3 separate regions of the Homo sapiens genome follow, and all the other regions are linked to region 3. The links are chromatin contacts, found by Hi-C in ENCODE. All regions are on one chromosome and are shown on one strand. The core of a region is the stretch at or near the end of the contact, and the rest is flanking DNA. Distances in the headings are between cores, read along the strand shown. Region 1 holds the start of ACSL1 (acyl-CoA synthetase long chain family member 1). Region 2 holds the start of CCDC110 (coiled-coil domain containing 110). Region 3 has its middle 63 kb from the start of TRAPPC11.

Evidence for each region. A loop is a pair of places that touch in the nucleus more often than their neighbours do. Pooled maps may share reads with other maps.
Region 1: a loop to region 3 is called in a pooled map, with 6 times the contacts of the local background. The contact joins the promoter of ACSL1 here to the enhancer-like site in region 3. A Hi-C loop is called at or near these places in 4 of 37 single-sample maps with no recorded cell type and 5 of 50 pooled maps.
Region 2: a pooled map shows a loop between it and region 3 (5-fold over the local background). The contact joins the promoter of CCDC110 here to the enhancer-like site in region 3. A Hi-C loop is called at or near these places in 2 of 37 single-sample maps with no recorded cell type and 2 of 50 pooled maps.

The regions. Positions count from the first base shown.
Region 1 is chr4:184,824,700-184,827,556 of GRCh38, reverse strand. ACSL1 (acyl-CoA synthetase long chain family member 1) reads left to right here and starts at 1,589. Exons shown (of 21, transcript NM_001995.5): 1 at 1,589-1,641. It overlaps LOC105377587 (a long non-coding RNA gene), which reads right to left and starts at 1,386. Exons shown (of 3, transcript XR_939564.4): 1 at 586-1,386. RefSeq lists enhancers at 411-690, 861-910, 517-1,020, 2,271-2,340 and a silencer at 1,141-2,100.
Region 2 is chr4:185,470,363-185,473,118 of GRCh38, reverse strand. It overlaps CCDC110 (coiled-coil domain containing 110), which reads left to right and starts at 1,386. Exons shown (of 7, transcript NM_152775.4): 1 at 1,386-1,445; 2 at 2,070-2,174. The coding sequence starts at 1,436. LOC105377590 (a long non-coding RNA gene) reads right to left here and starts at 1,688. Exons shown (of 2, transcript NR_133944.1): 1 at 1,359-1,688; 2 at 856-1,004. RefSeq lists a silencer at 1,172-1,801.
Region 3 is chr4:183,721,426-183,724,125 of GRCh38, reverse strand. No RefSeq gene overlaps it. Among named protein-coding and RNA genes, the nearest start is that of TRAPPC11, 63 kb to the right of the region's middle. RefSeq lists enhancers at 735-784, 182-943 and a silencer at 895-1,424. Within about 2 kb of position 1,250, at least 20 of the 41 ENCODE cell types and tissues checked have a DNase peak (open chromatin) inside an H3K27ac peak, as active enhancers do.

The sequences.
Region 1 (2,857 bases), core at 340-2,839, 1.1 Mb before region 3:
AGACCATACATTTCGGTTGTTGAAGCCACTTAGTGTGTGGTACTTCGTTCCAGCAGCCCTTGAAAACAATAGACCACAGAACTTGGGAGGTGCCTGCAGAGGTTCTGGGGCTGAGGGACCGGTTGGAGAAGAGGAAAAAGGAGAGGCAAAGATGACAAAATCACGGATGGGGAGGCGAGATCTGGACAGAAAAACCAGGGATTAGCCAAGCGGGAACCAGTGAAAACGAACGTGGAGTCCATTTTTTCTAGATCTGGAAGATGGAGATCTAAAAGGACTGAGCTGCTAGAGAGGTTGCTGGTGTGTGCGTTGTCCTCACCCCACTGCACCACTGCGCCCAGCACACTGTGGGAGACACCCAGGGAAAGTCCTTCAGTTATTTGTGGGAGTGAACTGCAGTGTGGCTGAGGCCTGGAGCGAACCACGGTCAGTTTCCCCTGCCTGCAGCCCAGGCATAGCCCTGCGTTGGTTGTGCCCACACTCTGGGGGCAGCCTGAGTGCCAAGTGTGGTACTGCTCTCACTAGCATTTAACCTCTGTGCCCCAGCTTCCTCTTCTGTGAAAGGACAGTAATGACAGTACCTACCTCACTGGGTTATGAAGATTAAATAGAATAATGTGTACGCAGTGTTTGTAGCAATGCCTGGCATCAAGCACTGGGTAAACAGTATCTATTATTATCAAAGGCCTTTACGACAACAATCATTCTTCAAACGGCCCTCCAGCGAACGCTGGGCGCAAACTCCACGGTAACGGGGACCAATGTTGTTAGAGGTTGAGGTTCCTGGTAGGTCCCAGGTGCTAAAAGGAAGAGCAGCCTTTGGGATGTGAGCCCGAAAACCATCGTGTTGGCTTCTGAAGCCCCAAGATGGGCATGGCAGGGACGCGGAAGCCCTCAGAACCGCGGAAGCCCTCAGAACCGCACAGCAGGTGGCCGCCGTGGTGCAGCGCGCAGTCGGCCCTCAGCTCCCCTGCACCGGCGCGAGCTGCGGGCGCTGCCCACGTCAGGCTCTGCAGACACCAGACAGAAAAGGTCTTCCGGCCAGGGAGCGTGGGGGAAACCCTGTGGGGCCGCGCCCGTCAGTGTCAAGGAAAAACGGAGAGGAAGGCCCTTGCCTCCAGGGCCCTCGCAGCAGAATTCTGCCCGGCCTGCCAGGAGGCCAGCGGGGCACGGGCTGAGGGTGCAGGATCCGGAGGGCGCCGCCCGCCCCTCGGGCATCGCGGGGCCCAGGGTCCGCGGGGCCTCTGAGCTGAGGCGGTCCAATGTACCCTTTGTCCTTCCTCAGATTCATTATGAAATCCGAGGCAGTCTGGGCGACTCCAGCGGCGTTCGCCCGCCGCAGCCTCTCGACCGCCGGCCACCCGCCAGCCACGCGCGCCCAGACAGGAGGGCGGCCGGGCGCTCGGCGGGGCGGGGCCTGCCGGGGGCGGGGCCTGCGGGCGGGGCGGGGCCGCGGGAGGGCGGGGCCGGCGCGGCGAGCGCACCAGCAGCATCCTGGCTCAGCCGCGGCGGTGGCGGGGGCGCAACCAGCGGGCCGAGGCGGCGGCGCCAGCGGCGCCTTAAATAGCATCCAGAGCCGGCGCGGGGCAGGGAGTGGGCTGCAGTGACAGCCGGCGGCGGAGCGGCCGGTCCACGGAGGAGGTGAGTGCGCCCGCCGTGCGGAGCCGCGCCTGCTCCCGCGGCGGTGCCCGGGCCCCGGCCGAGGCGCCGGCTGACGTTGCCCTTCAGGGCCGAGCCCGGAGCAGCGGCCGCCGCGGAGGCGCGTGAGCCACCCCAGGCTCGTGGGGCCGCGCCGCCTTTCCGGCCTCCTGCCCGCGGCCCCGCTTCCCTCGGCAGCCGGAGGCCTCCGGGGTGCCCGTGCTGCCGCAGCTTCCTGTGTCTGAGTCGCGGGCGGCGCGGGCGCGGGGCTGGTGCGCGGCCGGGGATGCGCGCGGGACCGACCCTTGTGTGTGCGGCGGCGGGGACCGGCCCGGCGAAGCAGCCGGAGGCCGCGCTTCGGCTGGGAGGAGGTGGCCCAGCTGGGCCGCTGACGTTGCCCTCGTCCGCGGCCCCCGCCTGCCCAGAGGCCGGGCTCGCGGGCGTTCGGACCGCGCGTGGGGCGAGACTGCACTCGCGCCCGCTGAGATGCCGGCCCCACGCAGCGCGGCGGCACGAGGCCCACAGGCAGCTCAGAGGCCGCTGCCAGAGGCAGACATTCTCTCGGTGACTCCAGAGGAGTGCCCGTGGCCCTTGCACTTGGCCGTGGAGTCATTGATCTAAGGAGTGCTGGCATTTTTTGAAATTGAGAAGCAAAGATGATGTCTGTCACCTGGCAGCGTAGACGGAGAGTGGCGGTAGATGACTTGAATGGACACGTGGATTCGAGTCTGGGGACAGGCGTTCCCCCAGTCGGTGCGTTGTGAGAGTGTGGAAACCCCTTCCCCACTCAGTCCAATTTCAAGGTTATGGAGCATAATTAAGAGTGACCATTCTAAAAGCGTTCTCTAGTGCCCTGGCTAAGACTTTTAAGCTTCTTGGTGCAGGAGTGTCTAAAGTCCCGCGACTCTCACTGCCCTGTCTTTTATTTTCTTGACCTTTGATTAGCGTTGAGAGAAACTGGTTAAATCTTGCAGTTTCTGCCACCCATTTCACAACTTAACCTGTGATTGTCCCAAAGAAAACAATTATTGGCTTCTTGCTAGCAAAAAAATCAAAGGCTTCCGGTTGATTGTTTCTTTCTTTTTTTTCTTTTTTCAAGTGGACGTGGAAGGTTAGGCTGGCTAAAACTTAAAGTTTGAGTTGTAGGTCTGTGCTGGGTAGGCTTGAGAAGATGGAGCTTTTTAAGGAACCATTGCTCGCCATCAGATTGGAGCCAGAC
Region 2 (2,756 bases), core at 137-2,636, 1.7 Mb before region 3:
TGTCGCTCTGTGGCCCAGGCTGGAGTGCAGTTGCACTATGTCGACTCACTGCAGCCTCTGCCTCCTGGGTTCAAGTGATTCTCCTGCCTCAGCCTCCCGAGTAGCTGGGATTACGAATGTACTCCACCATACCTGGCTAATTTTGGTATTTTTAGTAGAGACAAGGTTTCACCATGTTGGTCAGGCTGGTCTCGGACTCCTGACCTCAGGTGATCCACCCGCCTCGGCCTCCCAAAGTGCTGGGATTACAGGTGTGAGCCATCATGCCGGACCTAGAGCCCATTTCTTTTCTTTTTTTTTTTTTTGTTTGTTTTTTTTTGTTTTTTTGAGACGGAGTCTGGCTCTGTTGCCCAGGCTGGAGCACAGTGGCGCCATCTCGGCTCACTGCAACCTCCGCCTCCTGGGTTCAAGCGATTCTCCTGCCTCAGCCTCCTGAGTAGCTGAGATTACAGGCGCGTGCACTAGAGCCCATTTCTATAAGAAACAAATTAGAGGAAGTAAGCACTGAAACTATCATAAGAAGTTTCATTTCAATGAAAGCAAGCCATCATGTATTACTTATTATATATTATATGTTATTATATAGCAAATTATGATATCCTGGTGATTGTGATTTTGAATTTTAATTTTCTATGTGTGATGGTTTACTACAAAATAAATAATATATACTCGTTTAAAACTTTAAAGAGCACCATTTTCTGATGGGCAGGAGGATTAGCTGGGGGCACGCACCCAGTCCTTGGTTAAAGGAGGTCAGGTTTCCCGTGAACGCAACATCAATCCTGCACGTGATACACCAGGTGCGTAAAAATTAACATGCTTAGACAAAGGAAGCCCACCGTCGCTTCCCACAGCTTTCATGAGCATATTTTAATACATGTTTAGGTTAATTCATTATTGAAAAATAGGAGTCTTCTTTTCATTGCAGCAAACAAAAGTCCTTTCACAATATTGGTCATGGGCCGTTCAAATCCCCAAATGCTGAAACTCCTCTGAGGGATGCGCTGAAATGAGAGGACTAAGAATTAAAAAAAAAAAACAACAGCGATGAAGTGGAGATGTGGAAAGGCAAAGGGAAAGCTCTCAGGCGTGTGTCCGTCCCCGGGCGGTCCCTTTCTCCGCACCGCTTTGGTCCGGCGGGTACCGCAGCGAGTCCGAGTGTGAGCAAGCCCGTCCCGGACAGCCGCGCGCGTGTGCGGGGAGGCGCCCAGGTGGGCTGTCCCAGGCCAGGTTCCCAGGGAAGCTCTCGGGGAAGCGTCCGGAGTGAGGAGGGACCCACCGGGACCCCACCAGGGACCCCAGCCGAGCGCGCGCCGCCGAGGGTGGGGGTGGGGCCGGCGCCCCGGCCACCCGGTTACCTGGCGACAGGATGCCCTGCGCGGGGCGGCGGAGCGGGTGCGTGCGGCGGCGGTTGCGAGAGAGATGAGCCGCGGCGATGAGCCCGGGTAAGAGTTGGACGGGGCGGGGCTCCTAGGGGAGCCGCGGGAACGGAGGGCAGCAGAAGGGCATTCAGCAGGCGGCTCCCCGCTCGAAAACCCGGGACATCCCGGGTCCGCCCTTCTGCACTCGCCGCACATCTCCCGCTCGGCCCTAGGGCTGAGCACCCGCTGCGGCCCCCTGCGTCCGCTGTGGCTTACAGGCTGGCTACGTGGTCTGCCGCCGCCGCCCGCCCAGCGCGCCCTCGGGTGGCCGCTTGCGGAAAGCGCCGCGCCCCGCCCCAGGCCCGGCCTGATGCCGTCCCTCCGCCCCATCCCTCCGCCCCGCCCCAGCCTTCAGCCTTGACCCCGCCCCATTCCTCTGCCCCCACAGGTCCCGCCCAGTCTCTCCGCCCCATCCCATCCCTGCGCCCCGCCCCAGCCTTCAAACCCGCCCCCTCCTAATTCCCTCCGCCCCGCCCTCCCCGCCCTCCCCGCCCCCCCGCCCCAGCCTTCAGCCCCGCCCCCTCCTAATTCCCTCCGCCCCGCCCCAGCCGTTAGCCCTGCCCCGCCCCATCCCTCTGCCCCGCCCCCACCTTCAGCCCCGCCACGCCACGACCCGCGACAGAACAGCCCCGGACGGTTCTGTTACAGAAAAGCAGCACCGGGAAGAGGATGAAGTTGACTCCGTTCTCCTTTCAGCGTCCAAGATCCTAAATTCTTCGGAGGGGGTGAAGGAAAGTGGCTGCAGTGACACAGGTAAAATCGCCAGACCGTAAAAGGCTCCTTTAACTATACACAGGCGGCAGCATCTGGCCTGTGCCACCTGCTCACCTGGCGTGCTTCCCACGGCCGTGATGACACGGACAGCAGCCACCACGGCACTCGCGCTTTGTGCCAGTGCTGTTCTAAGCACGTAATGGATCAACTGTTTAATTCTCACAACACTTTTACGAGGTGGGTGCTACCACGATCCCCATTTTGCAGATAAGGAAACGGGCACAGAGAGGTTAACTCCCTAAGGTCACACAGGCAGCGAGGAATGGAGCGGGCATTCAGCAGGGCGGCTCCGGACTGCCTGTCTTCACCACCACGCTACGCTCCGTTGCTTCTCTGAATGCTAAGTAAGAATTGTTGAGTTTTTTGGACACACACTAAAACGATATGCAGTCAGCCCTCGGTATCTGGGAGTTCCGCATCCTTGGATTCAACCAACCACAGATGGAAAATATTCAGGGGGGAAAATTTTTAAAAATAACAGTACCACAATTTTTAAATGCAAATTTTGAACAGTATAACAGCCATTTACATAGCATTTACATTGTATAAGGTATTACAAGT
Region 3 (2,700 bases), core at 1-2,500:
CGCCCAGCCTAGAGTGCAGTGGCACAATCATAGCTCAATGCAGCCTTGACCTCCTGGGCTCCAGCAATCCTCATACCTCAGCCTTTCAAGTAGCCGAGACTACAGGCCCACACCAGCGCCTGGCTAATTTCTTTTTAATTTTTGTAGAGACGAAGTCACGCTTTGTTGCCGAGGCTGATCTTGAACTCCTGGACTCAAGTGATCCTCCTGCCTTGGCCTCCCAAAGTGCTGGGATTATAGGCATGGGCCACAGCCCCCGGCCCAAAAACAGTATTTTTATGCATGATCATTTTCCTTTGGGTTTGTATTTGCATAGTGTCTGTTTTGTTTTGTATTACGAAACAAGATCATTACCGTATTCACTGTTCTGTCCTTGCTTTTTTCTTAACAGTACCTGGTGATCCTTTCCCCACGTTATTATTAAGTACTGAATCTCTTTATGACAGATCTCTGTAATCCAAATACAAGCGATTTAATGAAGGAAGAGAGTCCTTACAAAGAAAGCCATGACTGTCAAGGTTTCAGGCCCCACTGAGAGTGCTGTCATCTGCCAAACCAAACAGAACAGACAGAAGGAGGGGCACCTCGCACCTGCAGTGTGCACGGCACTCACTTCTGGGTAGGAAGCTCCAGGGCACCCGAGTTTGCAGAGGCAACAAAGAGGCGCAGCTGAGAGGCCAGTTGCAGCCAAGAGGCCAGGTGCAACAGGCGCCAGATGCAGCAGACAGGCCAGGCGCAGCAGAGGCCAGATGCAGCAGAGAGGCCAGGTGGGGCAGAGAGGCCAGGTGGGGCAGAGAGGCCAGGTGCAGCAGACAGGCCAGATGCAGCAGAGAGGCCAGGTGCAACCGTAAAGGTTTCACACTGCGGCATCTCCCAGGGCGGCTTTGCAAACCCTCACCGGGCGTTCTGCATTGTGCTTCCGAAAAGCCACAGGAGTTTCCTGCGAACCGCAGCGGCGCGGGTGCAGGTGGCGACAGCCCCTATTGAAGGCCCCTGCAGCGTACGCGTCGGACGGGCTTCCCAAGGCGGGTGCTGGCGGCGGCGGGGCGCACCGTAGTCCTGGTCCCGCCACGGCCGCTCCCTGGCGGCCCCCGCCGGCCGCGTGCCCCAGCCCCAGGGCGCCCGCCTCGCTCGGCGCGCACGAGTTTCTGCAGGTCTCTCCTGCCAGCCTCAGGGGAGCCTCCTCGCGGCGCGGCCCGGCTGGGTTCCGGCTTTAAAACAGAAAGGCTCATTGTCCCGAGGTCCCCTGGCCGGTCTAACCGCTGCGGAAACTCCCCGACGCCCCGCCCCGCGCCGAACGGCCCCGCGGCCTGGCCAGAGAAGCCGAGACCGGGTGCGGGGGCCGGGCGGGCGGGTGAGCCTCGCTAGAGAGGCTGGGCTGGTGTAGGTTTTTTGTTTGTTTGTTTCCTCTTTTGTTTTTTTTTTTTTTTTTTGAGATGAGGTCTCCCTCTGTCGCCCAGGTTGAAGTGCAGTGGCGCGATCTCGGCTCACTGCAACCTCCGCCTCCCGGGTTCAAATGATTCTCGCACCTCAGCCTCCCCAGTAGCTGGGATTACAGATGTCTGCCACCACGCCAGGCTAATTTAATTTTTTATTTTTTATTTTTTTTTTTTGAGACGGAGTCTGGCTCTTTCCCCCAGGCTGGAGTGCAGTGGCGGGATCTCGGCTCACTGCAAGCTCCGCCTCCCGGGTTCACGCCATTCTCCTGCCTCAGCCTCCCGAGTAGCTGGGACTACAGGCGCCCGCACCACGCCCGGCTAATTTTTTTGTATTTTTAGTAGAGACGGGGTTTCACCGTGTTAGCCAGGATGGTTTGATCTTATGACCTCGTGATCCGCCCGCCTCGGCCTCCCAAAGTGCTGGGATTACAGGCGTGAGCCACCGCGCCCGGCCTAATTTTTGTATTTTTAGTAGAGATGCGGTTTCACCTTGTTGGCCAGGCTGGTCTGGAACTCCTGACCTCAGGTGACCCACCCGCCTTGTCCTCTCAGAGTGCTGGGATTACAGGCGCGCCACCTAGCCTGGCTAATTTTTTTAGCAGAGACGGTTTTTATTTTTAGTAGAGACGGTTTCACCGTGTTGGCCAGTCTGGTCTCGAACTCATGACCTCAAGTGAACCGCCCCCCTCAGCCACTCAAAGTGCTGGGATTACAGGCGTGAGCCGCCGCGCCAGCCTGGGTGGATTTTCTGTGCACGGAAGGGAAGCAGCACCGGAACCCCTCCTGTTCCCCTAAGCACCGTGGACACTGCCCACCTGACAGCGGAGGGGGAGCAGCCGGAAAATAAAATGTCGCAGGGCGCAGTTACGCGTATCTGTTAGTGTTTGTGTGTGGTAAAAGATCTGTCACTCAATGAGTGCCCGTTTTCAAAGAATGAACATAAAATGAACATTTATTAAACATAATTTAATCTCTTCTCCATGTCAGGCCCTTTCACTGATTTCCCAAGGTGACCATTCGGACCATTCGTACATTAATATTGATTTTAAGTTGATAAAGGTTGTGTTTGAAGTTGTCTTCTTGATTTTATCCTTGCAGCTGAAGATACCTTGTGAACTTTACTTTTCAGAGCAGAGCGTCTGAGCGGTGGGCAAGGCACAAAGCGCGAGGGAAGCCGCTGGAGGGAGCTGCTCTCCTGCACGGAGGGCGCAGGCGCCAGCTGCTGCCAACACCACGGGAAAGCCCTCACCCTAACCTTGGA